Linked DNA regions of Homo sapiens: region 2 is linked to region 1. The links are chromatin loops, found by intact Hi-C in ENCODE. Cell type or tissue: Calu3. All regions are shown on one strand.

Evidence for each region. Hi-C counts contacts between places; a loop is a spot of excess contacts. Peaks named below come from ENCODE experiments on the same cell type or tissue, not always from the same donor. Only the 100,000 strongest peaks of a DNase experiment are listed, where the experiment ranks them.
Region 2: a loop joins it to region 1, with 2.5 times the contacts of the local background. A loop is called at or near these places in 4 of 110 quality-filtered maps.

Annotation. Positions count from the first base shown.
Region 1 is chr14:95,248,167-95,250,666 of GRCh38, forward strand. All of the region lies in intron 1 of CLMN (calmin), which reads right to left. Among named protein-coding and RNA genes, the nearest start is that of CLMN, 70 kb to the right of the region's middle. In Calu3, no CTCF peak of the experiment used is centred here; a DNase peak (open chromatin) is centred at 1,105.
Region 2 is chr14:95,313,365-95,315,864 of GRCh38, forward strand. The region is part of intron 1 of CLMN (calmin); the gene reads right to left. Among named protein-coding and RNA genes, the nearest start is that of CLMN, 5.3 kb to the right of the region's middle. RefSeq lists a silencer at 1,495-1,554. In Calu3, no CTCF peak of the experiment used is centred here; DNase peaks (open chromatin) are centred at 647 and 1,487.

The sequences.
Region 1 (2,500 bases):
ACACACCAGCTCGTTGCAATGTATGGGCTTTGATTCAGACAATTTTTTAAAATATTTTAAAAAATCATTGTATTCTGAAAGTTTGAAAACATAACTAAAATTCTTAAGAAAATATAAAATGCCAAAATTAGGGCAAGAAGAATTGGGAAATTTTAAATAAACCAATGAATGTTAAAAACAGCAACATAGAGACCTTGACTCAAATATTTCTGATCCCCATCTTGCAGCTGTGCTAACCAAGGCACAGAGACGTTAGGTTACCCATCGAAGAAATGAGAGCGAGGTTTGAACCCCAGGCCTGGCCCTAAAGCTCACATCCCTAACCATTACACAGTACTGTCCGTTGACCTCGTCCCTGACCAGGACACCAGATGTCACTCATAGCATGTCCCAGTAAACCACAAGGAAATCATTAGCAGAAGTATTCCAAGTCCTTCCAAATTAGGTCACCACCCCCTGCAATGCTGCCTGCCACCTTGGAGGGTCCCTCTGCAGATGGATGCGTGCTTTTGGTGGTTATTTGCAATTTCAAATATTTTAGTCAGTTCTTCCCTTCTGCAAGGGAAGAATCCTGTCTTCAAAGTCTAAATGCCATAAAAGGGCTTCCCTGCATAAACAAGCCTGCAGTGGGGGGAACTGGAATAGGAAACAACGTTTTTATCATAAGCTTGCCTGTATATTTTTTCTACCATAAGTATATATTTGATAAAAGTTTTATGTTTTATTTACAAAAAATTACTATGTACCCTGTACATAGTGCAGCATTTCTGATCTTCTGTCTTCAACACCAATCGGGGGAAATATTTACAAATGTTATATTTGACAAGAAAATTTTCTTTGTACAAAATGAGTGGGTATCTACAGTAGAACAAAATTGAAAATTACAACAGAAAAAAAGGCACATGGATTAAATTATTCTATGACAAATGATTTCCTTTCATTCTTCCTTCTACGTTTGTTGCATTTTTGATGGCTTAACACTATTTTGACCACATTGTGTGTGCACCAGTAAGGTATGCTGCATAGTGGACACAGCTGGCTGCCTGCCCAATATCTTTTCTCGCCTTTCCTGAATGGTAGCCGTTGTCACTGCTATTTATCTTGCTTCCTCTTCATCACTGCATGTTGAGCAGATAACTTGTCTTTTAGTTGATTAGCACAAGGAACCAGACACATTCAAACCTGGTGGGAAACTGGCACAGTCCTGCCCGATCCTGGACTTTGCACCCTAGCTGCAATAACATAATGAAACTTTGTAGCCCTCTCCCTTGGGAAGAAGGTGAGTCATGTCTGTGTATTGGAAAAGGGTATGTACAAATATCTTGGGAAGCTAATGGGGTGGACCGAGACAGATGCTGCTGGTTGCCTCCCCAATATCCATTTTCCCCTTCTTTCTAACAAACAGAATCCCAATTTCTTTCCTTTTCTTTTTCTTTTTTTTTTGAGATGGAGTCTCCCTCTGTCGCCCAGGCTGGAGTGCAGTGGTGCGATCTCAGCTCACTGCAACCTCCGCCTTCCGGATTCAAGCAATTCTCCTGCCTCAGCCTCCCAAGTAGCTGGGACTACAGGCGTGCACCATCACACCCAGCTAATTTTTTTTGTATTTTCAGTACAGACGGGGTTTCACTGTGTTAGCCAGGGTGGTCTTGATCTCCTGACTTCATGATCTGCCCACTCAGAACCCAATTTCAAGTTAGCAATCTTCCTGGTTTAAAAACAACCATTTCCCAGCCTTCTTGCACTCAGAGGTAGCCATGTAACAAAGTTTGGCCAAGGAGCTGGGAGTGGAACTCAGGGAGTAGGGGTTCCAGGAATGCTTTTTAAAAGGGGGCAGACAATGCTGGTGTGTGCCCCCGTTCCCATTCCTTTAATCTGCCTTCCCAAAACAAAGGTGCGAAGCTGGATTACACAACCGCCACTGCTAAGAATGACTGAGCAGTGAACAGAGGTAGCTGGTTCCTGAATGGCCCTACTGGGCCCCAGAACTGGGCCAGGCTGTCTCTCTCTGGGCTTATTTGTATATGATCAAGAAATCCTCTTTGATGAAGCCATTGTAAGTCAAGTTTTTGTTACTTGCAGGTGAACGATAAAATAGACATCCTTGTGTTATTACAAACCCATCATGTGTGACGGTAAACAGAATGCTTACTCAACCATATCCCAATTGTTGGATATTTCAGCTAGTTCCAATGTTTTTTTCCTGCTGCTATACATACTTCAGTAATAAGCATTTTATGCATAAATGCCTGTGGGTACTTGCAATTCTATAGCACTTTACAATCTGCAAAACTCTTCCAACTCCATTCTCTCATGAAGCCAGAGAAAAATAATTCAAGATAAGATGGCTCGGCAGACAAATAACAGGCAACAGGCTCTCTGGGATGTGTTCTTCCCTCTGTTATGTTGCCCCACATGTAACTTCTTCACAAAAAGCCATGCAGTGTTCATAAATATTGGCGGCTGAGCCAAAAGCAAGAAATGCAAAACAATTACACATCCT
Region 2 (2,500 bases), 65 kb after region 1:
CTACTCAGCTGTGCCCTTGTCCTGCAAAAGCAGCTATAGGCAATATGCAAATAAATGGGTGTGTCTATGTGCCAATAAAACTTTATACACAAAAAGAGGCAGCAGGCCAGATTTGGCCTGTGGGCCGTAGTTTGCAAATCCCTACTCCGATAGAAAGAAAGTAGGAAAAGAAGACCTGGTAAGGAAGAAAAAGTCCATTTTTTGATGCTGCACTTATGATTTCTGATGCTGCCTCTAATTCCTTCTGTGACTAACGCAATCTACCACTGTTTAAACAAAAAAAAAAAAAAGGCATGGGGAAAGAAAAAAAATTTATAAAAAGGTTTCTATGGGAACAGGGAGTTCACTTTTAATGGTTCAATCACAAAAAAGACAATTACTTTATTTTTCTCTCTTCTTCTCAGACATAGGGCAGATGTGATCTATGGCTTGTCGGGCAGAGGGACTTTGTCCAGAGCCTCAGCTATTTCAGTGAAAAATTAAATGCCAGAGTGTTCCACAGGTCAGGGAGGGCAGTTTATGAAATCTGGGCCTCTTGGGCAAAGGGTTGCTTCCCTAGAGCTGCAGATCTGGTGAGACATCCCGCCTCTCTCATGAGGCTATAGGGCCAGCAGGCAGCTCTGGGCTGCTCTGATGCAAAGTCGTGGCTGCTGACACGTGATTCTGTGGCGAAACTTCTTCCTAGGTCTGCTGCCAACTGGACTGAGGGCTTCCCTCTCCCTGCTGCAAAGCCATTTGTGAGATGGGCTTCTGTTTTACCTGGCCCCTGAACACTCTCGTTCCTTGGTACAAACATGCCTGGGTGGAGTCCAGAGCCCCTTGTTTGCCCTGATGGCGGGCTGGCCACTATACCTCCCTAGGTACCTTCAACTTGACAGCCAAGGACAAGCCAAGAATGTACATCATTTACCACGTGTACTTGTATAGCAAAGCTTATGAAATGCAACATTTTCTACCCAGGACACTTGGTGGAAGTGAATCTCCAGCACTCCACAGTGAAAAGAATCTAGGATGCAGCCAGCAGTGCTTAGTAGAGCCCAGAGTCACACACCAGCCATCCACTCATGCATGCCGGGCTGGAAGGCAGACGGCTTTAGGTGGGCACCTGCCCAGGCCCACCACTCCTTGACCACCTTCCCAGGGGTGGATTTGAGCCCCAGATAATCCAACCCTCTCATTTTGCAAATGAGGAAACTAAGGAACCACAAGGGAGAGAGATTTTTCAGAATCTCACAGCGAGTTTGCAACAAAGCCAGGACCCTGGCTCAGGCCTTCAGCCTTTGGGTCTTGGTTGTGGCTTCCGCAGCCGCACAATGCTCCACCTGGAAAGGCCCCTCAAGAAAAATCCACACCATGAGATAGGGATGGAGCTGGCACTAGAACACGGCCTTTTGCCTGTTGTAATCAGGAGTGAACTCAAAGCCCGTGGCCTGACCCCAGCCACAGTCAGAAAGAAACTTTCTACATGATGATTCATCCCTTAGAACCAGGCACACAGCCCCAGGGGTAGTGCCCTGGCAGGCAGTTCCTTGACATGAAACCTGTGCATTTGGTTTTCTTTGGGTTTTTATATAGAAACCTTCAGTGCACTTGCTGTGCCCTCTAAGAGCTGGCGGAGGTGGGAACAGGAACGGTCCCTCCTTGGCTCCATCCCTTCTCTGGCTGCTGGATAACGGTGACCATGGCAGCATCCCATCCCACTGCTGTGTGCTCCACTGCTGTGTGAAAGGAAGGTCTAGAGATAGGGAGGTAAAGATGGAGCGATAAGGAACTGGAGGGGTGGGCTGTGGGGGCAGGAATTGTTGGGGAGTTATGGGAGAGAAGGTTGGTGTGGCATCCTGAGCCAGGCCACAGGTGACCTCGCACAACAGGTCAAGGGGCTTGGACTTCATCCTGTAAGCCAGTGCAACCCAGCCTTTTTCTCGTGGTCACATGGGACCATGATACCATTTGTCCTGGGATGGGCCAAAGAGCTGCCCAGGCCCCCACTCTGCTGCCCTTAGCTCATGGGTTGGGAAGCTCTGCTGTAGGTCACAAAACCTACTGGTGGCTTTAGCAACAACATGCTCGAGTGGCTGGGTGGTGGGTGGAAAGCCGTAAAGAAGTCAGTGACTGCGGAGTCCAAGTTCGCATGAGGGACACCTGCACCTGGGCCTGAGCCAGTGGAACAAAAGGAGAAAGTGGGCCACATGGGCCGGGGCTGATCCTTCGGAAAACGCAGGCCCTGCCCTGCCTCTGAGCCTGCCTTGAGGGGATTCCAATCATTTCTCTCCCTTCTGCACTGTGCAACCCAGAACCTACGCAGTCAAGTTTCTGCTTGGCCTTCAAAGTCCAGGTCCAGAATTACAGCATCAAACGCCAAAAGCACCAGAATGACAGGGGATGGCCCAAAGCAGAACTGACCTCTGCACCGCTAGAATCAGAAAATTCAAGCTACAGTCTGGCTGGGTGCCCATGACAGTTTCACGCTCCTGAAAGGCAGAGACTAGAACCAGCTTTC